Linked DNA regions of Mus musculus: regions 2 and 3 are each linked to region 1. Evidence: chromatin loops called from intact Hi-C (ENCODE). Cell type or tissue: gastrocnemius. All regions are shown on one strand.

What was found. Hi-C counts contacts between places; a loop is a spot of excess contacts. Peaks named below come from ENCODE experiments on the same cell type or tissue, not always from the same donor. Only the 100,000 strongest peaks of a DNase experiment are listed, where the experiment ranks them.
Region 2: a loop joins it to region 1, with 5 times the contacts of the local background. A loop is called at or near these places in 2 of 42 quality-filtered maps.
Region 3: a loop joins it to region 1, with 5 times the contacts of the local background. A loop is called at or near these places in 19 of 42 quality-filtered maps.

What each region holds. Positions count from the first base shown.
Region 1 is chr19:46,306,126-46,314,125 of GRCm38, forward strand. Nfkb2 (nuclear factor of kappa light polypeptide gene enhancer in B cells 2, p49/p100) reads left to right here. Exons shown (of 22, transcript NM_019408.3): 2 at 158-239; 3 at 361-401; 4 at 646-744; 5 at 817-968; 6 at 1,239-1,345; 7 at 1,435-1,593; 8 at 1,831-1,935; 9 at 2,048-2,133; 10 at 2,220-2,358; 11 at 2,504-2,629; 12 at 2,740-2,949; 13 at 3,030-3,171; 14 at 3,530-3,644; 15 at 3,718-3,931; 7 more. The coding sequence ends at 5,769. Psd (pleckstrin and Sec7 domain containing) reads right to left here. Exons shown (of 18, transcript NM_028627.2): 16 at 7,529-7,673; 17 at 7,177-7,320; 18 at 5,962-6,804. The coding sequence ends at 6,574. Among named protein-coding and RNA genes, the nearest start is that of Nfkb2, 4.4 kb to the left of the region's middle. In gastrocnemius, a CTCF peak has its summit at 3,152 (motif pointing left); DNase peaks (open chromatin) are centred at 956 and 3,115; H3K4me3 peaks cover 1,033 bases; H3K27ac peaks cover 1,035 bases.
Region 2 is chr19:46,082,558-46,090,557 of GRCm38, forward strand. Nolc1 (nucleolar and coiled-body phosphoprotein 1) reads left to right here. Exons shown (of 13, transcript NM_001039353.2): 9 at 1-69; 10 at 183-806; 11 at 963-1,069; 12 at 1,194-1,286; 13 at 1,455-2,986. The coding sequence ends at 1,613. Among named protein-coding and RNA genes, the nearest start is that of Nolc1, 11 kb to the left of the region's middle. In gastrocnemius, a CTCF peak has its summit at 3,980 (motif pointing right); DNase peaks (open chromatin) are centred at 3,974 and 5,501.
Region 3 is chr19:46,133,192-46,141,191 of GRCm38, forward strand. It overlaps Elovl3 (elongation of very long chain fatty acids (FEN1/Elo2, SUR4/Elo3, yeast)-like 3), which reads left to right. Exons shown (of 4, transcript NM_007703.2): 2 at 1-64; 3 at 810-961; 4 at 1,184-2,503. The coding sequence ends at 1,611. It overlaps Pitx3 (paired-like homeodomain transcription factor 3), which reads right to left. Exons shown (of 4, transcript NM_008852.4): 2 at 4,174-4,303; 3 at 3,792-3,994; 4 at 2,494-3,414. The coding sequence starts at 4,291. The coding sequence ends at 2,827. Among named protein-coding and RNA genes, the nearest start is that of Elovl3, 5.3 kb to the left of the region's middle. In gastrocnemius, CTCF peaks have their summits at 3,375 (motif pointing left) and 4,158 (motif pointing right); DNase peaks (open chromatin) are centred at 2,265, 2,944, 3,338, 3,925 and 3 more places; H3K4me3 peaks cover 2,469 bases; H3K27ac peaks cover 2,941 bases.

The sequences.
Region 1 (8,000 bases):
GTCTTAGTCTGCCAGTCTGTGCTGTCTGCAAACCCTGCCCAGAAATGAGCTTCCTCATAGCTTGAGGAGGAGTCCAGGGAGTGACTGCAGAGGGCTTGGGAGGGGGTGGTTGGGGGGACCCTTGATTCAGCTGCCACCTTCTCTGTCTATAACGCAGGGCCTGGATGGCATCCCCGAATATGATGATTTTGAATTCAGCCCCTCCATCGTGGAGCCTAAGGATCCAGCCCCTGAGACAGGTCAGTAAGTCTTTGGCCTCGCAGTATCTCAGAACCTAGAGGAGAGTGAGCATGTCCCCTGGAGGCCCCACTGAGGGATGGTCTCAGAGATCCTGGCTCAGCAAGGCCCCTCTATTTCCAGCTGATGGCCCCTATCTGGTGATTGTGGAACAGCCCAAACAGGTGAGTGAGTGACAGAGAGTGGTGGCTTCACCTTTGGGGAAAAGGTGGGGCGGGGGGGGGGAGGGTAGTTATACCTACTGATCAGATTAAATAGCTTGCTGCTGATATGTTGGGGGCTTATGAGAAGGAGGTACACTTTTGGTCACTGTGGTCAGTGATGGCTAGTGGTTGCCTTGTGGGGATGACGGGGGGGGGGGGGGGGTTGCCTCTCCTGATCACAATGTCTCTGCTATGGAACCTTCAGCGAGGCTTCAGATTTCGATATGGCTGTGAAGGCCCCTCCCATGGAGGTTTGCCAGGTGCCTCCAGTGAGAAGGGCCGGAAGACCTATCCTACTGTCAAGGTGAGCTCAGATGACACCGGAGGGTAGGGATGGTGTATGGGGCAACTACTGACTATCCTTTGCCATTCTCAGATCTGTAACTATGAGGGACCGGCCAAGATTGAGGTGGACCTGGTGACACACAGTGACCCACCTCGTGCGCATGCCCACAGTCTGGTGGGCAAGCAGTGTTCAGAGTTGGGAGTGTGCGCTGTGTCTGTAGGACCCAAGGACATGACTGCTCAGTAGGTGGCCCTGGCCCCTGGCCCCCAGTGGGATGCTCATTGCCTGCCAGCCTTAGGTCTCATCTCAGGCCACCTGTGTGACTAGCACACAAAGTGGGAAGATTTACTTTGGCCCAGGAACCTCAGAGCTCAACTATAAAGAGCAGTTTCCTTGGAGAACAGAGCCAGGATGAGCCTGACCATGGGGGGTGGAGCGTGGGGGTGGAGGTGCCTCAGGAGGAAAGAGCCTCATGGTCAAAGAGGACAAAGCCTCCTCCTTGTCCTCTCCAGATTTAATAATCTGGGTGTCCTGCATGTAACCAAGAAGAACATGATGGAGATTATGATCCAGAAACTTCAGAGGCAGCGTCTCCGCTCCAAGCCTCAGGGCCTTACAGGTATGGTAACAAAAGGTGTTCCGAGAGGTGTTCCTAGAGGAGCCGGGAAGAGCAGCCCAGAGCTCACACCACCCACATTGTCCATCCAGAGGCTGAGCGGCGGGAGCTAGAGCAGGAGGCCAAGGAGCTGAAGAAAGTCATGGATCTGAGCATTGTACGGCTGCGCTTCTCAGCTTTCCTTCGAGCTAGCGATGGCTCCTTCTCCTTGCCCCTGAAGCCTGTGATCTCCCAGCCCATCCATGACAGCAGTGAGTATTCTGCAGGGGGCCAAGCATGCATTCCCAAAAGAGCGCTTGAGATACCTTCCAGCTATGGGTCTGAACCTGGCCCTGCCACGTGTGGGGTGGTGAGTGCTCGGTAGTCAGAACATCTGAGTGTTGCTTCTGAGTGGTAAATGTGAATACTGCATTTCCTGAAGTTTGATAATGACCCCACCGAGCCTCCGATCCCATCAATGTGTCCCTAACCCATCCCCCACCTTATAGAGTCTCCAGGGGCCTCGAACCTGAAGATCTCCCGAATGGACAAGACAGCGGGTTCCGTGCGCGGTGGAGACGAAGTTTATTTGCTCTGTGATAAGGTGCAAAAAGGTGAGGCAGAAGCCCTCTGGGAGCTGGAAACGCTGGCTGTAAGGGTAATTTCGGGATCCATGCAGCGGGGCTGCAGGCTCTCCCTGTGGCTAAGCCGCACTTTTCTCTGTAGACGACATTGAGGTTCGGTTCTATGAGGATGATGAGAATGGATGGCAAGCCTTTGGGGACTTCTCTCCCACAGACGTTCATAAACAGGTACTGAGGGACTAGGGCCTGTCCTGGAGACAGAACTACGAAGAAACCTTACTGACACCATGTTGCTCTCCCATCCTCCACCCCAGTATGCCATTGTGTTCCGGACACCGCCCTATCACAAGATGAAGATCGAGAGGCCTGTAACGGTGTTCCTGCAGCTGAAACGCAAGCGTGGGGGCGATGTCTCGGACTCCAAACAGTTCACATATTACCCTCTGGTGGAAGGTGAGTCGGGCTTCAGCATTCCCAAAGGCTGGACGGAGCGAGGCGGGCCAGGAGGTGGCCTAGAGTTGACTCCCAGGAGCCAGCTTGAGGAATCTAGGGTCTGACCCATATTAGGTTTTAACACCCCGTTTCTCTTTCCTCCTAGACAAGGAGGAAGTGCAGAGGAAGCGGAGAAAGGCCTTGCCCACCTTCTCCCAGCCCTTCGGGGGCGGATCCCACATGGGTGGAGGTTCTGGGGGCTCCGCTGGGGGTTATGGAGGCGCTGGAGGAGGTGAGGAGGTGCAAGTGGCAGGGAGAAGGATGGAGGAGATAAGGGAAGTTAGGAGAGGAATCTGGGAGAGTCCTGGCTGGCACCTCACACTGCCTTCCCCATGCCCACAGGTGGCAGCCTCGGCTTTTTCTCCTCCTCCTTGGCCTACAACCCCTACCAATCCGGTGCAGCCCCAATGGGCTGCTATCCGGGTGGGGGAGGTGGAGCGCAGATGGCCGGTTCTAGACGGGACACCGATGCTGGCGAGGGGGCAGAGGAGCCCAGGACGCCCCCGGAGGCTCCCCAGGGCGAACCACAGGCCCTTGACACACTGCAGCGAGGTACATCTCAGGAACGCTGGGGGTGGGCGCGCGCCAAGCTGGGGATCTGGCCCGCACCCACGCCCCCTGTCGCCCCCTAGCTCGCGAGTACAACGCGCGCCTGTTCGGTCTGGCGCAGCGCAGCGCCCGAGCGTTGCTGGACTACGGCGTCACCGCAGACGCGCGTGCTCTGCTAGCGGGACAGCGCCACCTGCTGATGGCACAGGACGAGAACGGAGACACGTAAGCAACCAGAGGACGGGCTTCCGTGGGACCTCCAGTGGCTGGGGTCTTCTGCTACCAGGTCTAGATGTTCGGGTAGAGGAATCTACAAAGAGCTGAACCCTAGGCTTGGACAGATCTGGTCTCAGGTCCTCGCTGTTTTCTACTTCTGTTCAAGATATTTACTCTCCCCGACCTTCAATTTTATTAGCTGTGAAGGGGTACAAATAGCAAGGTGTGACAAAAGATTAAGATGATGACATTTAGGTTTCAAGGGGCCTCGGTAAAGGAGACCGCGGAAGTGTGGAGTTTTGAGGGCAGATGTGCTGCTCTGGGTGGCTGGGTTTCTGAAGACAAAGTCTCAATCTCCAACCCTCAGGCCACTGCACCTGGCCATCATCCATGGGCAGACTGGTGTCATTGAGCAGATAGCCCACGTCATTTATCACGCTCAGTACCTCGGCGTCATCAACCTCACCAACCACCTGCACCAGGTAAGGGGAAGCCTTTGGTAAGAGGTTGAAGGCAGGGAGTCCAAAGCTGGCCTAACGCTGCCTCTCTCCTCAGACGCCTCTGCACCTGGCGGTAATCACTGGGCAGACAAGGGTGGTGAGCTTCCTGCTGCAGGTGGGTGCAGACCCCACGCTGCTGGATCGGCACGGAGACTCCGCCCTCCACTTGGCTCTCCGGGCAGGTGCTGCAGCCCCAGAGCTGTTGCAGGCACTGTTGCGCAGCGGAGCCCATGCTGTGCCCCAAATATTGCACATGCCTGATTTTGAGGGTAAGTTTCCAACCTACTCCTGTCCTGGGAACAAGGGTGGGGACCGAGGAGTGTATATGATCAATAAACACGAGCGGAGGTTGCCTGGTCAGAGTGCATCCGGAGGCCATTTTGAGGGTCAAAGCTGCAGGCGCGTGTGCTATTTCTCTAGGACTATACCCTGTACACCTGGCAGTCCATGCCCGAAGCCCTGAGTGCCTGGATCTGTTAGTTGACTGTGGAGCTGAAGTGGAGGCCCCAGAGAGGCAAGGGGGCCGAACTGCCCTGCATCTAGCCACAGAGATGGAGGAGTTGGGGCTGGTCACCCATCTAGTCACCAAGGTAGGAATGAGGACTATGGAAGGGATGGGGCTGCGGACTGTGGGAGGACCCGGAATGATGATCTGCGTGGCAAGGGCTTGGCTGGCTGGACTATGCTGCTCTCTGCTTGCACCCTACAGCTCCATGCTAATGTGAATGCCCGGACCTTTGCTGGAAACACACCCCTCCACCTGGCAGCTGGACTCGGGTCCCCAACTCTTACTCGCCTCCTTCTAAAGGCTGGTCAGTTTCACCATTGGTGTATGAAGGGCAAGGGGGGGAAGGGGGAACCCCCAGCTCCCCATGGTTCAGTCCTCAATGTAGGAGCCTCCACTAGTCTCTCCTGAGGACTGCCTCCCTCCCCCAGGTGCTGACATCCATGCAGAGAATGAGGAGCCTCTGTGCCCGCTGCCCTCACCCTCGACCTCTGGGAGCGACTCCGACTCTGAAGGGCCTGAGAGGGATACCCAAAGAAACTTCCGAGGCCATACCCCTCTTGACCTCACTTGCAGTACCAAGGTGAGGCCACCCTTGCAATAGAAGTACTGAGGTGGGGACTGGGGACCTTCTGGACTTGGGGGTGTGTCCCAGATGATGGACCTAGGGAAAGCTGGGCTTAAGGTCCGGATGACAGTCAACACCATCTCCCCAGGTGAAGACTCTGCTGCTAAATGCTGCTCAGAACACCACGGAGCCACCCCTGGCCCCACCCAGCCCTGCAGGTGAGGTTGCAGTGGTCTCAGGCACCTCCTTCCAGAGGTGATATCCTTAGGGACTCTGGCGAGGGCTTCCTTTGTCTAGCTCCTCTTCCATGCCCCGTTGATCTGTCCACCATGTCTGTCAGGTTACAAGGGAGAGAAGCTGTCTGGGTACGTGTCCCTGCACACCTATTAGCTAACTCACAGGTCCGTATTTGTCCCCTAAGGGCCAGGGCTGTCCCTGGGGGATGCAGCCCTGCAGAACCTGGAGCAACTGCTGGATGGTCCCGAAGCCCAGGGCAGCTGGGCAGAGCTGGCAGAGCGACTGGGGTTGAGAAGCCTGGTGGACACATACAGGAAGACCCCGTCTCCCAGCGGCAGTCTCCTTCGTAGTTACAAGGTGAGGCAGCCTGTACCCTGCCCTGAAGCCTGAAACCTTGGCCTCTCAGAGTTCCCTCCCCCACCAAGACTCTCTAACCCCACACCCTAAGCATCACTCAGACCTCCTGTCGCCTTTTCTCGGCAGCTGGCTGGTGGGGACTTGGTGGGTCTATTGGAGGCCTTGTCTGACATGGGTCTCCATGAGGGAGTCAGGCTGCTGAAAGGTCCTGAGACCCGCGACAAGCTGCCCAGCACAGGTAAGGACAACCACCTTGGAAGGTGTGTCTGGGCTGAGGGGAGAAGGCATGAGGCTTGACTCTCCCCTGTTCCCTAGCAGAGGTGAAAGAAGACAGTGCCTATGGGAGCCAGTCAGTGGAGCAGGAGGCAGAGAAGCTGTGTCCACCCCCTGAGCCTCCAGGAGGGCTCTGCCACGGGCACCCCCAGCCTCAGGTGCACTGAATGGCCCCGGTCAACTTCCACCCAGATCCCTCTGTACAGCATCCCTGTCTAATCGAAATCTTATTTAAACCTCAAGCCCACATCTCGGTGGGTCAAATAAAGGGGAAGACCCCTCCCCAACTTACGGTACAGCAACCCCAATGTGCTGCCCATCCCAGTCCCTGAGCGAGAATAGAGGAGGAGGCCCAGCCAGCAATTCAGAGCAGTTTTAATGAGGGTGGAGGCTGTACAAAGGGTAGGGCCCACCAAAGAAGGGAAGCAGGCCGTGCCACCCCAGCCTGTGGATGGGGCCTCAAAGTGGATGCCCTTCCTCTGTCTCTGCAAAGAGAGAGGTGAGCCCTTGGGGAGGAATAGGGGGACCAGCTCAGCCCCAACTCCTGGCTTCTGTCTGAGCCAGGCCCCAGGATGGAGGGGTGTTGCTGGTGTAAGGGTGAGGTGGTCTCAGCAGAAAGCAGAAACTTGATCAGGCCTCCCCCACGAAAAAAAAAAGGAAGAAAAAAAAAAAAGAAAGAAGGAAAGGAAAGGAAACCCCCATCAAAAATTAGGGGCATGGGCCCCTCCCACCCTTCCTGTACGAAAAAGTGCAAAACATTATCACAAAAAGGGGGTCTCTGAGAGGCCCTCAGCCTAGGCTCTGAGGCCCGGCTCAGCCCTGCCCTGCCCCGGACACCGCGTCCGGCGCGGTCGGGCCCTGGACCAGGAGGCCCTCGTGGCTGGCCCGAGGCTAGCTGAGCTCAGGCAGGACCGTGTATGTCATCATGCAGGTGCCCAGCGGGCACTGCCCCCATCGCTCCTATGCCCTGCTCAGGGCTTTGGCCTTGTACTGCCTGCTCCAGCCCGGGTTTCTGAGCCAGGACGCTGAGCCCGGGGCTGGCTGGTGGGCTTGGGCCGCAGGGAAGGACTGGAGTGAGGCGGAGGGCATCCATCCTCCGTGCTCCCAGCCTGGGCCAGGGCTGCCTCTATGGTGTCCAGCTCCTCGCTGGCTGCCTTCATCTTGACTCGAAGCAGTGCTGCATAGGTGCCGTAGCGGGATTTCTGAGACAGAAGGCCGGAGCAATAAAGACCTGCCCCTCCTCTGGCCCTTTCCACCCCACCACCCAGCAAACACATAGATGCTGGGTCCCAGAAGACATTTTTGAGAGGTTACTGGCCCTCTCCGAGCTCTCTGAACCACCTGTAGTGACAGCAGACATTTTTGTAGCTTTTACTAGGGCTTGAGACAGACTACATAACAGACGTGTCACCTGACCCTAGTGGGTATGGAATTTAGCCTCCATCCCCCACAAAGAAAATGAAGACTTAGAGATCTGCCAGTCACCTAGCTGGGTTCCAGGCTTAGCTATCAGACCCTTATCCCTAGCCTCGTCCTGTGTGGGAGATACCAAGGCCCCAGTCAAGGAGGCTCACCTCAAACTCCAGGTAGGCCTCCTTCTGCCGCTGCTCATCCGCCTCCTTGCCTCGGGCCTTCTTTCCCAGATGTGCAGCCCGGTGCTCTCTCAGCTCGCTGGCCATGGCCTTCAGCTTGGCCTCATGGGTCCTCACCTGCTCCTCCTAACAGCCAACTAGGCCCGGTCAGTGTCACCAGTCTATATATAGGTCCTTCGTGCAAATTTTATCAAGGGGCTGCCTCCCTCTTGTGACCCACGCAGGACTCCTGCACAAATGTCTAACCACACATGCAGCCTGGACTATGGCTTACTGCCCCCCCCACTTCCATCCCACTGTCATCCCACAGGGGGACTGAGCCACTTGGAACTACCTGGGAGAGGCGGGTGGCAGCACTGGGCAGCAGAGGGCGGCTGAATTTCTTCTGGGAGCTAACAGCAGCTGGGAAGGGGGGTGCAGAAAACATGGCAGCCACCACATTGATGCGAGTGATCCAGGACTGCATTTGCTCCAGGCTCCTAGGGAGACAGCACAGGGACCCCAGGTTCCTTTCCAGGAGTGCCAGTCCCGACCTGGAGCCTGGTCTTGGTCGTTGGTTGTTTGTTTTGAGGTAGGATCTCAAGTATGCCAGACTAGGCTCAAACTGGCTATGTTGTCAAAGAAGACCTTGAATTTATGACTCTTTTGCCTCCGCCTCCTAAGTGCTGGAACTATAGGTGTGTACCACCGAGTCTGGCATGTACAGGGAGGGCTGGGGATCGAACCCAGGACCTTCTGCATGCTACCAATCTCTCTACCAAATAAGCTATGTCTCCAGTCCATGGAGCGGGGTCTTACAAGGAGAG
Region 2 (8,000 bases), 220 kb before region 1:
TCGTCTCCAAGACACCCGCCAAAGCAGCTCCAGTGAAGAAGAAAGCAGAAAGCTCTTCAGACAGCTCGGGTAACGCTGCCCAGAGCTCTGGGCTGCTGGGGTACTCACTGCCTTGGGCTGCTCTTACAGGGCTCCCCTGAGGTTGATTTTGGGGAGCTGTTCATTCTGTCTCCTCTCTCTAGATTCTGACAGTTCTGAGGATGAAGCTCCTGCCAAGCCAGTCAGTACAACCAAGAGTCCCAAGCCAGCTGTCACTCCGAAGCCATCTGCAGCAAAGGCAGTGACAACTCCTAAGCAACCTGCAGGCAGTAACCAGAAACCTCAGAGCAGGAAGGCTGACAGCAGCTCCAGCGAGGAGGAAAGCAGCTCCAGCGAGGAGGAGGAGGCCTCCAAGAAAAGTGCCACAACCCCCAAGGCCAAGGTGACTGCTAAAGCAGCACCCGCCAAACAGGCCCCTCAGGCTGCTGGGGACAGCAGCTCTGACTCAGATAGTTCCAGCAGTGAAGAGGAGGAGAAGACTCCTAAGCCCCCAGCTAAGAAGAAGGCAGCAGGTGGAGCCGTTTCTACACCAGCCCCTGGGAAGAAAGCAGAGGCCAAGAGCAGCAGCAGCAGCAGCAGCAGCAGCTCCGAAGATTCCAGTGAAGAGGAGAAAAAAAAGAAGCCCAAAGCTACTACCCCTAAAATACAGGCAAGCAAGGCCAATGGCACTCCAGCTTCTCTGAATGGAAAAGCAGCCAAGGAAAGTGAGGAGGAAGAGGAGGAGGAAGAAACAGAAGAGAAGAAAAAGGCAGCTGGGACCAAGCCAGGCATGTATCTGTGGAGTCATCCCATCCCCTGGGTTTTGTCTGTAGTCCTGGGATGTCCTCAGGGAGGGAGGTGGACGGGGAGACAGTTATCTCCTGAGTGCTGGTGGAGCTTCCCGGGAGGCCTGGCTCCTGAGTCTAGCTTTTTTTTTTTTGTAGGTTCAGGCAAAAAACGGAAGCAGAATGAGACCGCAGATGAAGCAACAACTCCTCAAGCTAAGAAAGTTAAGCTCGAGACCCCCAATACGTTTCCAAAAAGGAAGAAGGCACGTTGGCTACGTTGTCCTTTAGACTCCTGAGACCATTGACTGCTCAGTCTAGCCTGATAGCGGGTGCTTTTAAGAAGAGCTGTTAAATCACCAATTTAACGTTTACTGCATTCTTCTCTAGGGAGAAAGAAGGGCGTCTTCCCCTTTCCGAAGGGTCAGGGAGGAGGAGATTGAGGTGGACTCTCGAGTGGCGGACAATTCCTTTGATGCCAAGGTGAGAACTGTTTGCCACTCTTGGGACCCTGGAGGGAAGATGAGTTTTTTGGTTCAGGTTGCTGGAACCTCGTGGATTCAGACTGCTTTGAAGGGGCAATAGAGAAAGAAGGTGACAGGGCACCGGATTGTCTTCTGTGCAATGACCTCTTTTTTTTTTTTAAACCAGCGAGGTGCAGCTGGAGACTGGGGGGAGCGAGCCAATCAGGTTCTGAAGTTCACCAAAGGCAAGTCCTTCCGGCATGAAAAAACGAAGAAGAAGCGAGGCAGCTACCGGGGAGGCTCCATCTCTGTCCAGGTCAATTCCGTCAAATTCGACAGCGAGTGACACGTGGTCATCCTTTGGCAAAGGAAGGGTGATTTTGGGAGACTGGCACTCAACTCCAGTGGACCCAGAAACTCCGTGTTAGGAGACAGTTGTGACAAGGACGGTGTGGAGCAGGTCCTGAGGTGTGTCAGCCTGCAGTCCTCTCAGGCTCCTTTTTCTGGACAGCTGAATATCAAGGACAAAAAGGATTTTTTTTTTTAAAGAAACCCATTCAGTTGTCAATTGCCTTCCTGTTCTGTGGGTCTTCATACTGAGAGATTTGTATATTTTATATTAAATCATGTCATACAGATTTTTGTTGTGATTTTCAGAGATGACTTCCACAGATTAAAGTCTTAGCTGTTGCCTAAGGCAAAGCAAAACAACACATGGTAATAATTTTCCCTACTGGAGGATTCTCTTTATGTGAAAGCCCTGGTGGGCAATGACATAAGTCTTGTGATGATTGTCTGCTAAGCATACTCTGTGCTCATCTTCATCCATTGGGCCCGGCACCAAAGCTTCTAGAAGCCAGCGTGGATCTACCAACTTTGGGGGATAAAATTGCCATTCTTGGTGCAGTAACCTACTAATTGGCAGGCAGGATTCTCGAGTGTGTGAATGCCATGCAGCTGTCTTTGTTTTGTTCTTGGTAGCTGTTACTGCTACATGTTTACAGTACTTTTAGTTTTAATTTCGAAGTAAGCTTTTCTGACAGACATTTTGCAACAACTTGACTGTTGTATATTGACAAGTTCATGGATGTATTTGATTCTTATTAACATCAAGGACAGGCTGGTAAGTACCTGCATGGTTGAGTCACTGGTCAAGGAAATGGAGATGACCTATGAACCCTGGTGTGAAGTAGATACACTGGATCTCCTGGGCACCTGGAGCAGCAGCAGGAGACAGCCCAAGGAGGCAGGAGGGCTCTAACTAAGCAGGACCATTTTGTCTTGAAGTCGGTACACAGGAGTAATTATGCCCTGTTCAAGTTGGTCCCCTGGACTCACTATTAGTACCTTACCTATAATGTTACTGATACAGACTAGCCAGGAGGCAGGGAGGCATAGCTGGGTGGTAGTGTGCTTGCTTAGCATTCATAGACCAAGTGTGATCTCTATCACCGCAGGAAGTAAAGAGCAGAGAGATTCCTGGGCCAAGGGAGTGGATTATAAAGCTGTAGGATGTGACCATTGGCAGTGAGGGCAGGGGTGGGACGTGGCTGGCCTGGTGAGAAACGGATACCGGGCATTGCCTCCCCTGTTTGGTGTCCACGCTCACCTGGTAACCTGCTAAAAGCTGTGGCAGCTCCTTGTGGAAGGCTGCATGGTCAAAGTTCTGTGTCTTACCACAAAACAATAAAGTGAATGGTTCCTAATGTGTTCAGAGTTATGTCGTTGTGCACGTAAGGCCTTGTAGCTTTGTACGTAACGGAACAAGTAGGGGGCTGGGGCTGAGACCTGCTTGAGTTCACTGTAGAGGCTCTCAGCTTGCCAGTTCTCAACCCGACCCTCACTTCCTTTTCTGGACTCGAACCTCCCCCTACCCCCTGTATTTTAGAGATGGTGTGTGCCTTGCATAGCTCTTTTTCAGGGTTTAGTTGAGCTAATGACCTGTAAGCCAAAACTAGCTCTGCTACTTGTGTTTGTATCATCTGGGGACTAAAAAATGATTTTTACATTGAAATGCCTTATTTTATCCAGGTGTGGTGGCCCACGCCTCTAATCCCAGCACTTGGGGAAGGCAGAGGCAGGAGGATCTCTTGAGTTTAGAGGCCAGTCTAGTCTAACAGGGTTTTCTCTTTGTCCTCACTGTTCTGGAACTCACTCTGTAGACCAGGCTGGCCTCAAACTCAGAAATCCGCCTGCCTCTGCCTCCCAAGTGCTGGGATTAAAGGCGTGCGCCACCACGCCCTGCCAGGCTAGCCTTAAATTCAAGAGATCTGCTAACCTAGTACTGGGATTAAAGGCTTGTACTGCATTGTGTAGCACGTTTTTTTCTTTAAAAAGAACCTTTTTAAAATTATATTTATTTGGGATGGAGTTAAAAGCTCAGCAGTTAAAAAGCACATGCTGCTTTCGAAGCACGTGCGTATTATAGCATGCATGCAGGCAAACACTGAGTAAACCGAAGTTAAAAGTGTGTGTGTGTGTGTTGTGGGGATAACGTCATAGGACGCTTGTGGTTAGAGGACAAACTTAGGAATCAGGTCTCTTTACCAGGTGGGTCCTTGTTAATACACTCAGGACCTCCGGCTTAGTGGCAAAGTGTCTTTTATTTTTAAAGACAAGAATCTCACAAGTTTTTAAAGACAAGTTTTCACAATTCCAGCCCTCTTAAGAGCCTGCTTTAACTTCTGCAATTACTGAAGAGGCCAGGAGGTGGCGCTCTTAACCCCTGCATAAGAAGCCTGTTCCTGCTATGAGCTTTTAAATAGAGATGTAAGGCCCTCAGTTGAGGTTCTCTGGTTGTGGAGGGTATTGAAAGGAGACCTCTGCCATATGTGGTCGCCTGATACCTGAAAGTCAACTGCAAGCAATATGATTTGTAGAAGCCAGGGTTTTCATGGAACCCTGTGGCCCATCCAAGTAAAGATGTAAAGAGGGAGGTAATGGTTGCCTTTAGTGGTTGGGGAAGTGGTGTTTTAAGAAATGAGAGAGCAGCCGGGCGTGGTGGCGCACGCCTTTAATCCCAGCACTCGGGAGGCAGAGGCAGGTGGATTTCTGAGTTCGAGGCCAGCCTGGTCTACAAAGTGATTGCCAGGACAGCCAGGGCTACACAGAGAAACCCTGTCTCAAAAAAAACAAAAAACAAAAAAAACAAAACAAAAGAAATGAGAGAGCAAAGTCGGGCAGTGGTGGTGCACGCCTTTAATCCCAGCACTTGGGAGGCAGAGGCAGGTGGATTTCTGAGTTCAAGGCCAGCCTGGTCTACAGAGTGAGTTCCAGGACAGAGTGAGGACACAGAAACCTTCAGGCTCTGTAGACTAGACTGGCCTCTAAACTCAAGAGATCCTCCTGCCTCTGCCTTCCCCAAGTGCTGGGATTAGAGGCGTGGGCCACCACACCTGGATAAAATAAGGCATTTCAATGTAAAAGTTCCAGGACAGCCAGGGCTATACAGAGAACCAAAAACAAAAAACAAAAAACAAAAACAAAAAAAAACAAAAAAAAACAGGGGCTGGAGAGATGGCTCAGCAGTTAAGAGCACTGACTGCTCTTCAGAGGTCCTGAGTTCAATTTCCAGCAACCATGTGGCCCATTTCTGGTGTGTCTGTGTGGCCCTGGCTGCCACACAGTCTGTCCTGGAACTCAGAGATTCCCTTGCTTCTGCCTTCCAAGTGCTTGGGATCAAATGTGTGTGCATCACTGCCTGGCTTTTGTTTTCTTTTCTTTTCTTTTCTTTTTTTTTTTTTTGAACTTTTTAAAACTTTACCTCCTCTTTAGTTTTTTGTTTTGTCTTTAAGACAGTTATTTTAGGGGCTAGAGAAACCCTGTCTTGGAGAAAAAAAAAAGACAAGAAAAATAGATGTATATACAACATAGATACATTTGAAGATAAATAAAAATCAAGCTGGAGGCAGTGGATGAGGTAGCCTTGCCTTTTAACCCGGCACTCAGTTGGCAGAGACAGATGATCTCTGAGCTTCAGGCTAGCCTGGTCTACAAGGTGAGGAGTTTCAGTTCAGCCAGGGATATAATCCCTGATCATTATATTTTTAAAAAACATCTACTTCGTACACATTGGACGTGCTGATGAGTAAGTGGTCGGGGTCTCGAGAGGGTTGTATGGGATAGCTAACATGGTGAGGACAGCTTTGTTCTGCCCTTTGCTGTAGCAGTAAGTACAAGTTCCTAATGTTGGGATACCCACCTCTGCTGCTGTCACGATTCCAAGGACAGTTGGATCCTGACATAGAGCCAGAAGCCAGGGAGCCCAGCCAGTGGTGGCGTGTACCCAAGCTTCCTCCCTGGACAGTAAGTCATTGTTTCTCTTAGATATATTTCTCTATTTCTGGAAGCATGGAATGTGCACCTCTTGGAATCAGGAGCTAGCATTCAGTACTTTTCCTTGGGGCACGGAAATGCCAAGGTGTGTGATAGGGTTAACCTTGAAGGCCAATTTGATGGGATCTGACATCAAATGAGAGATACACGCCTCAGGTCTGTGAGGACTTTTCCAGAACGGATTAGCTGGGAGAAATAAACCCTTCACCAGAGAAGGCAGACTACGGGAGGGGAGAGACCCTCCCTCTGAGAGGATACCACGTTATCAGCACAGATACAAAGCTATCTGAGGGAAAGCAGACTTGTCCACGGGCTGTGCTTTCACTGGTGGGTGTGTCCATCTCTGCAGCTATTGTTACCTTTGTGGACATGAGACCTCTGATGCCTTCCGACATGGGCACCTGCAGCGCCAGCTTGGGTCTACGGAGGCATCAGTTTACTGAGGAGTTCTGGGTTCTCAGCCTCTCTAGCACCCTGTGTGGACTGTGTTATTGGACTCCCTAGCCCCTATCGTGTATGCCACCCTAGTTAATGCCCCTCTAGCGCTTGTTTTTTTTTTTTTTTTTTTTTTTTGGTTTTTGAGACAGGGTTTCTCTGTGTAGCCTTGGCTGTCCTGGAGCTCACTCTGTAGAGCAGGCTGGCCTTAAACTCAGAAATCCACCTGCCTCTGTCTCCCGAGTGCTGGGATTAAAGGCGTGCACTACCACGCCCGACTTAGCGCTTGGTTTTTATTTGTATGTATGTTTCTGTGTCTCTGCTATGTGTGTGCAGTAACTCTGGAGGCCAAAAAACGCTGTCAAGAGCCCCGGGGCTGGAGCAGCTGTGGGTTTCCCAACCCCGAGTCCGGTCCCCTGTAAAAATTGCCGGCACTCTGTGCTGCTGAGACATCTCCCTAGCCCCTAAGTTTATAATGTATGTGTACTCTACCAGTTCTGTTCCTCTCTACAACCTTCCTACGACAGGAAGGACGCGGAGGAAGTGAAGTCCAGGGCGTATGTGTGAAGCCCGGAGGACAATTTCGTGGACTCCGTTTTCTGTTGCTACCTTTACCTGGTTGCAGGGATCAGCGTCAGGCCATCTGAACCGTGTGAATCGCCACTTTCTCACTCCTAATGCCTTGGTGTGTACCGTTCACCAAATAAAACATTGGAAGTGGGAAAGGTAGAGTTCAAACACCAACCAGAAAAAGAAAAACCAGCCGGGCGTGGTGGCGCACGCCTTTAGTCCCAGCACTCGGGAAGCAGAGAGGCAGATATCTGAGTTCGAGGCCAGCGTGGGCTACAAAGTGAGTTCCAGGACAGCCAGGGCTACACAGAGAAACCCTGTCTCAAAGAAATACTGAAGCTAAGAAGAAAAGCTGAGCCGGTTCCTGAGACAGAGGCAGAGGTAGAAGAGGCATTAAACAGGAATCAGTGTGTGAATGGGCAGAATGGCCTCAGACACCCCCACTGAGTCAACCAGAAACTCCCTAAAGACAATGGGAGATTTCGTTTTCTTTTTCCCCACAGTATAATTATATTTTTATACTATAATATACTTATATACGGTAAATTATTTCACAGTATAATTATATTTCATAAAAGCATAAGAAAGCTGTATAGAAGCTTATAGAAAAACAACTTTAAGTCTGGAACAATAGTAGGAAATTGTTGCCTGCTATCATTTTAATTTTTTAAATATGTTCTCTGTGAGTATGAAACTCTTGCCTGTATGCAGGTGTGTGCACCATAGGAGGGTCTGTTGGTTTTGTGGAACTGAGGTTATGGGTGGTTGTGAGCTACCATGAGGGTTCTGGGAATTGAACCTTGGTCTTCTGCAAGAGTAGGTGCTCTTAATGGCTGAACCATCTCTCCAGCCCTCATTGCTGGCTGCCTTTGAGTGGGTGGGGATTGAAGCCAAGGAAAACAGGGGACTGCCTTCCCATATTCTATAGTGTAGTTTTAAAATGTTTTTCTTTTCCCTTTAGTGTGTGTGTGTTGTGTGTGTGTGTGTACACATGAATGCAGATGTCCTCAGAGGTCGGAGGAACCATGCTCTCCTAGACCTGGAGTTGCCGGTAATGATGATCCACCTACTGTAGATTCTAGACTACTCACTCAGGTCCTCCACATGAACAGTGAGCACTGAGGCACGTCACTAATCCACACTTTGTTTTTGTTCCAACGAGCACATCACTTTTTGGTTAGAAGACTAGAGAAAGGGTTTAGTGAAGACCTTCAAGAAGCCACTGTGGGCCTGGGACTCAGTTGGTAGAGCGTGTTCTTAGCGTGCTTTTGAAACCCGGGGTTTAGTCCCCAGCCCCACATAAAATGGAACTTGGTGGCACATGCCTGTAAGCCCAGTACTTGAAGATCATCCTTGGCTACAAAACAACTCTGAGGTCAGCCTAGGATACCCT
Region 3 (8,000 bases), 170 kb before region 1:
CGCGGAAGAGCTTCAGCTTGCAGAGGCCTCTCATCCTCTGGTCCTTCTTCCTGGCAATATTCAGGTAAGTTAGTCCTCCACCCCATGCTCTCTGCCTGTTCTTTAGTCCTTACATCTCCATTTTACCCTGAGGGTTTCTCAAATCCTCAGCCACGTCGACTTCTTTTCCATAGTACCTGGGTTTTCTCTCTTCCTTGAGCCCAAGGCTATGGTCTCTGTTCTGTTCCACCCCTCTTTAAAATGTTTACTTTAAAAGATAGTCTCTTAATCTGCACCCCAGACTGCTCTAATAGCCCACTGTGTAACCTAGGCTAGCCTCAAATACCACAACCGTCCTGCCTCAGTCCCCTGAGTTCTGGGAATACAGATGTTAGGCTCTACCCCATTCCTCTTGTGCTCGGGAAATCTATACGGCCGACAAAATTGTCTAGCCTTAAATATCTCAGTTCCCAAATTGCTCTTCCAAAGCAATCGAAGAGCATCAAGTTCCCCAGCCCCTCCTTTACCACGTCCTTCTGTCTCTTGCCACTTTTTCCTTCTGACTGGCAACCCACTTCAAGAACCCTGTGCTTAACTTTGACTTTCACCTCTCCCCCTGTATCCACTGGCTTTTTCTTAACCCATATCTCATGGAGAATACTTGTTAGATCTACCAGATTGGCCCCGGGAGCTCAAAAGCTGTAGCCACACTCCCCTCGGAAGGGTGAGGAGGTGATAGAGAGTTGGTTCCGACGTGGATGTGGTTGGGTCAGGTTCACGCCTGGCCATCCCCTAATCCCTTCATACCTTTGTGCATGGTCTCACTCCAGTATCCTGGGTACTCTGAGGATGTGGAAGTTTATGGCAACAGTGATGTTTACAGTGGGCCTCAAGCAAACCGTGTGCTTTGCCATCTACACGGATGACGCCGTAGTCAGATTCTGGTCCTTTCTCTTTCTTCTCAGCAAGGTTGTTGAACTGGGTGAGTGCAGGGGCTTTGTCTCCGGTGCCCAGTGACTTGAATCCTTCCCCAGCGCTCTTCCCTTACCCATCACATGGAGAGTCCCGGCCCTACTCCTGGGTCTTAGTGAGATATCCCCACCCCACACCCACACCGTGAGATTTCCAGATGTGTTCACACACCCCGGGGAGGGAGTGGTACCAGCACTGGGTGGCCTGACGACTATGATCCCTCACCTCTCAGGAGACACGGCCTTCATCATCCTGCGTAAGCGTCCACTCATCTTTGTCCACTGGTACCACCACAGCACAGTGCTACTGTTCACAAGCTTTGGATACAAGAACAAAGTGCCTTCGGGTGGCTGGTTCATGACCATGAACTTTGGCGTCCATTCTGTCATGTACACTTACTACACTATGAAGGCTGCCAAACTGAAGCATCCTAATCTTCTCCCCATGGTCATCACCAGCCTGCAGATTCTGCAGATGGTTCTGGGCACCATCTTTGGCATACTGAATTACATCTGGAGGCAGGAGAAAGGATGCCACACAACAACGGAACACTTCTTCTGGTCTTTTATGCTATATGGGACCTATTTCATCCTATTCGCTCACTTCTTCCACCGAGCCTACCTCAGGCCCAAGGGCAAAGTTGCATCCAAGAGCCAATGAGAGTAGGAAAGAAAGATGGAGCCTCAGCCGTTCCTCCGTGGCACTAAGGGTATGGGAGAATGATTAGGGTACCTCCCTGTATGGTTTCCCCCATGGGATATGTACCCTCAAAGTTGCAGGAAGCTATGACAACCAAGAAATGTCACCCTTGGGGATAGGGGGTGTGTGGTTTGGTACTTTGATGTTTCTGTCTTTAATGTGAAGGAAAACCAAGCCCTAGGAAGGAGATAGGACTGAGGTCCTTAAAATGGAGTTATTTATATTTATATTTAGAAATCTTTCTCTTCTTGCTCTATTTTTAAAAGAGGTCAACATGATCTTGAGGATTTGTGGACTTGGAGGGGAGGGGAGAGTGGACTGACTCTGTGGTAGGAGGAGGCTGACTCTGGGGAGTGAGTGATCTGCAGGGGGGGAGCCTGAGGGTGTGTGGAAGGACAGAGGCACACACAAACACTCAATAAGAATTCTAGGCCTGGTAGGCGCTTAATAAATGTCTTTTACAGACTAGAAGTTTATTGCTGTTAGAGACCCAAGCCTCTGAAAGGAACAGTGAGAAACAAGTCCTAAAATCATAGGCTAAACTGCAGAAGAGATCGCTGCGTGGAAGCACGGGTGACCAGACCTACCGGCTGTCCTCCCAGAGACCACCAGGTGGCGTCGCAGCACCAGCAGAGAACGATCCCTGTCAGCTAGCTGGTCACACCAAGCTTCATACTCCTTTTACTCCAGGAGACCCTGCTTCCCTATCCTGGAGGAAAGGAGTGAGACGGCAACCTTAGAAGCCTGGACGCTCACTCGGTTCCTGTACATCCAGCTGTCCTTTTGGACAATGGGAAGGATGAAGGGAAGGAGGGCTCAACCGCAAGTCTGAATCATCAGGCCTTTGACAGTCCGCGCACGTTTATTTCATTGATCTTTGAAAATGGGATAGGGGGAGTCTGGAGAAGGCGGGGTGAGCCAAGGGTGAATTGGCCCTGGGGGAGCTGGTCCCTGTTCCTGGCCTTAGTCCTAGGGGCGCGGTCTCCGCATAGGGGTCAGACCACCGCTCGGGGGCTGCGAGGGAAAAGGCCCTCTTCGAAGCCCGCGGCCTCTTCCCGGGTGCTCTGGCACCCCTTTCAGACCCTGGGACGAGGGCAAGCCAGTCTAGGCGACCCCTGTCCGGAGAGGCTGTGAATTACTGCCCCGCCCTCGGGGATGGATCCACAGACCTGCGGCTCACACCGGCCGTTCCACGGCGTACTGGCAGGGGCTAAGGTTAGCGGCCGGCGGCGGCCCGGGCACGGCGGGATAGCTGAAAGAGGCGTGCTGCTTGGCTTTGAGCCGCAGGCTAGCCAGGCTCGAGTTACACGGGTCCCGGTATACATAGGGGGAGGAGGCGGCTGCAGCGGCGGCTGCGGCGGCCGAGGCGTAAGGGCAGGACACTGCCCCGGAGGACACGGCGGCTGGAGCCAGCCCGGGGGGTGCCCCGCCCAGGCCCTGCAAGGCTCCGGGACCTGGTACGGTGCCCGGGGCAGCGGCGGCCGAGGGCACCATAGAAGCGGCGATGGAGCTGGGCGGTGAGAATACAGGCTGTGAAGCCAGAGGCCCCACGTTGACCGAGTTGAAGGCGAACGGGAAGGTCTTGGCGGCGAGCGGCGGGGCGAGAGCCTTGGGCGGCCAGTTGCCGTACGAGTAGCCCGGGTACACCTCCTCGTAGGGTGGCACCAGGCCCCCGAGCGGGGCTGCGAAGCCACCTTTGCACAGCTCCGCCTGCTGGCTGCGCTCCCGCTTCCGCCACTTGGCGCGCCGGTTCTTGAACCACACCTGCGGGTATCCGAGAAAGGCTGTCAGGAGGTGGAGTGGCTGGGGACTGGGCCACCCACAGTAGGATCGAGCCCGGGCGGGGAAGATCAGAGGTGCATGGTGGATGCAGGCTGGAAGGGAGGAGCGCACCGAGCCTGGGGGCCAGAGAAGTGAAGCCAGGGGCCGCAGGGTTTGGGGGAACAGCTCGGGATCAAAGAGAGATGAGGGGAAGGTAGAGCCTTGGTCCCAGCCGAGGAATCGAGTGATGGGGGTGGCAGGCAAGGCAGCAGGAGGGTGGGGAACTGGGCCCGACGTGGCACCGGCCCCGCAGAGTCACCAGCTACTTGGGATGGGGGGTGGGGGGCACGAGAGCGAGGTGCGCGCAGGTGGGGCCATACCCGCACGCGGGCCTCAGTGAGGTTGGTCCACACCGCGATCTCTTCGCGGGTGCTCATGTCAGGGTAGCGATTCCTCTGGAAGGTGGCCTCCAGCTCCTGCAGCTGCTGGCTGGTGAAGTGCGTGCGCTGCCGCCGCTGCTTCTTCTTCAGAGAGCCGTCCTCGGGGGAGCCCCCCGGCAGTGAGGCCGAGGCCTTCTCCGAGTCTGAGGGCCAGAATGTGGCAGGTCATAGGGCGCTAGGGCCTGTGCGGAGTCTCTGGTTCAGGGGCCTCAAGGAATTCCTCAGCCCCTGGCTGGCTCCCGCTCAGGTTATCACTCTCGCTCCCACCCCGCATCAAGGCTAAACTGTTTTCTCCTCCACCCCCAGAAGGGGGCGCGCTCACCACTGTGCTCCTGCCCCTTGCAGCCATGTTCTGGAAGCGGAGGGTGTGGAGTGCCTGCGTCCGATAACGACAGCGCAGGGCTTCGCGCCTCTGCCTCACCAAGCAGCCCAAACTCCATGGAGGGAGGTCTCTAGTAGAGGAAAGAGAAGACATATGTCAGGTTAATAGAAGTAAAGATCAGGGGCTTAGGGATACCCTGATGTGGTGCGTGCCTGTGACCCTAGTACTCAAGAGGCAGAAACAGGAAGATCTTCACTCTACAGTGTGTACCTGGTCAACCAAGAACACACGGTGAGACACACAGTCTTAAACAAACAAACAAACAAACAAACAACAACAACAGCCAACAAACTATCGATTTATCAGGCTCCTAATAGGGTTTCCTCATAACATTCTTGCCTCTTTTCCTATCCACTGACAAAAAGCTATCCCGAATGGTGCACTATAGAATAGAGTAGGGCGGGGCAGAGGAGATGGCTCAGCGGCTAAAGGCACCGGCTGCTCTTCCAGAGGATGTTTCTTCAATTCCCAGCACCTACATGACTGGCTGCTCACAACTGTCTGAATCTCCAGTTCCCGGGGATCCAAAGCCTTCTTCTGCCCCCCCCCCCGCCCCCGCCCCAGGGAGTAGGCACTCTGGTACTCTGGTGAACAAACATATATGCAGGGAAAGACACCCATACACTGGGAAAAATAAAAGAGTTGGGAAAGAAGGCCAATGAGAAAAAAGATGTACACTGAGAGGTTTTATGTAAGCACATGTACGATAGACTCATTAATTGTTGGGCTTATGCCTAGTGCCACGGCTACTCCATTTTGTTTGTTTGAGGCAGGGTCTCATGTAGCTCAGGCTAGCCTTAATTTTTGATCTTCCTTGCTGCTCCCACCTTTGAATGCTGGAATTTCAGGTCTGGGTTACCATGCCTGTCTGCCTGTCTGTCTGTCTGTCTGTCTGACTATCTATCTATCTATCTATCTATCTATCTGGTTTTTCTAGACAGGATTTCTCTATGTAGCCTTGGCTGTCCTGGAACTCATTCTGTAGAACAGGCTGGCTTCCAGTTTAGAGAGCTGCCTGCCTCTGTAGCCCAAGTGCTGGCATTAAAGGCATGTGTGTGTTGCCGCCACCACTACTATCCCAGCTTTAAAGGTTTTTGTTTTTGTTTTTTCTTTTTCTTTTTCAAAAACAGAATATTTGTTTAGAGCCAGGTGTGGTAATGTAGATCTGTAATTCTAGTACCCTTGGAAGGCAGACCTGGAGTTTAAGGCCAGCCTTAGCTACATGAGACCCTGCCTGAAAAGACAAGCAGTGATTCAGATGGTAAAGTACTTGTCATACAAGCATAAGGACTTGAGTCTGATTTATTCTAGCATCCACAAAGCACCACCCTGTAACCCCAGCACCGGGGAGATAGAAACAGGAGGACCCCTGGCCAGCTAGTCAAGGTGAACTGACCAGATCCAAATTCAACAAGAAACTCTGCCTCAAAACAACACAAAACAAAAACAAAATAAAACAAAAACACTAAGAGACAGAATGATTGAGGAAGACTCCAGATGTTAACCTCTGGCCTCCATCCATCTCTGCATGTGCACCTTCACACACAAAACTTTCACACATATACCCAAAGAATATGTGTTTAGATTTCCAGTAGAGCATCTCTAATCCAAAAGCTCCAAAAACTGCAGGCTGGAGAGATGGCTCAGTAATTAATAGGACTGGTTGCTCTTCCAGAAGTCCTGAGTTCAATTCCCAGCATCCACATGGTGGCCCATAACCACCCATAACTGTAGTCCCATGGGGTCTGATGCCCTCTTTCGGCGTGTAGGCATGCATGCAGATAAAATACCCATACACATAAACAAAACAAGATAATTTTTAAAAACCCAAAACTGGATGTACCCCCCACCTCAGCTTTTGGATTTCAGAGAATTTCAGATTTCAGACCTTGAGGTTAGGAATGGTTAGCCCAACCCACCCATTTCATAGGTGGAACCTGAGACTCAAAGCAACTTAAAGTACAAGTACAGTTAGGACCTGAGCTAAATCTGTGGGCTCCTAAAGAGGCTTTTCCAAGTTGTGTTCCTTGGAGCCCTCTGTTGAAGTCCTCTCAGGGTTAGGTCTGCTTCCACAGTAGGGCGGGTCTGCTTGTTTGAGTTATTTATACTTTCTTAGTAAATGGCTTGTAAATGGCTTAGTAAATGGTTCCATATCAGAACCAAGCTGGGGAGACGGCTCCACAGTTTAAAGCACTTGCTCTTGCAGGGGACCCAGGTTGGATTTCTAGCATCCATATGGTAGCTCACAGCCATTACCATCAGTAACTCCAGTTCCGGGGAACCCAGGTCCCTCACCTCGTCTCCACGGAGGTAAAACAGTCATACAAATAAAATTTTTTTAAAAATCTGAAAATTGAAACAAAAATAAAAAAACAAGAAAGAAGAAAAGAAACCTACAAAGGACATAGGCTCCTTCTGTTCCTTTGCTTGTCCAAAACATATCTCACCTCCTACCAGTCATCTCTTCCTCCACCTCATGTACACAGTTCTCCCAACACACACACACACACACACACACACACACACACACACACCACTTCTTGCCAGGATTCCTATCTCAGACCTAGCCTGATTTTCTGAAGGAGTCTGCCTGGGTCCCTGCTGAGTTTCCCCTTGGTTGGCCCCTTTCTGGTTGACATTCACAAGACCTCGCATGGGAGGAAAGAAAAGGGACAGTAATGGGTCTCTTGACTCCAAGAGCCTCTTGGGCAGAAAACAGAAACTAGGGTCAGAAGGAGAGAGCTAGGTGGGGGTGTCTCTGTCTCCAACACCCTCTCCCCATTATCAGGGACATTATGGCATTACTGTGGTGAATTAGCTCGGATTGATCGAGATGTGCATCTCTTGGCTGATCCAAATTTATTGAGAACCTTTCAGAAGGATGTGAGGCTGGACAATGGCCTGTGTTTTGTACATGGTAATACCCTCTTCAACCAGCTCTGAGAACACAGCCCTAACTCAAGCCAAGCTGACAGTAGGACTGGGTTTGAACAGAATTCTTGCTCTTTCCACTGGCAGTCGGGTCTTGTTCTTGGACTCTTCCTGGGGCTAGAGAGGTAAGACAGGAGGGAACCCAGTAGGGAAGGAGAGGAGTTGGGCCAAGGATGGAGGTAGTCAGTTAACTTCCCTTTCCAGGTCTCACGACAGGAGCTGGAGGCATGGCAATGGAAAACCTAGGCCCAACAATGTGTCCCCTGGAGTGGAGATGGCCTTGCAAGGAACTGTGACAGCAGGACCAGCAGGGCTTCAAATTTTCTGGGGAGATGTGGGAGGAAGTTAGCTCTGGAAATTGAGGTGCTCTGCAGCCAGCCCTTCCTTCAGACTCCAGATGACCTTGAAATTCAAACCACGCTCCTGACTTTTCCAGGAGCCACAGAAGCAACGCAGAACTGGCCAAGGGGACAGTGAGGTTTGCCCGCAAGAAAAGCTGTGTCCCTCTGTTGCCGTCCATCCTTCCAGTGTGTCCTGGCAGCAGACTTTTGGTTTTCCAAGCTCCCCTTCCCCTGACATTCCATACCTGCCGCTTGATTTCATCCTCTATTTCAGTAGAAGGAGGCCCGGGCAGAGGGTAGCAGCCAGAGCAGTGACAGGCAGAGTTCAAGCTATGAGCTCCCAGAGACAGACGACACATGTGCAGCCACACACAGGCCCCCCTTAGACACAGCAAGCACTTGGACGTGAAGCCAAAGGCACAAACACACACACACACACACACACACACACACACACACACACACGCTCTCTCACACATGCGCTCCCACATCCAG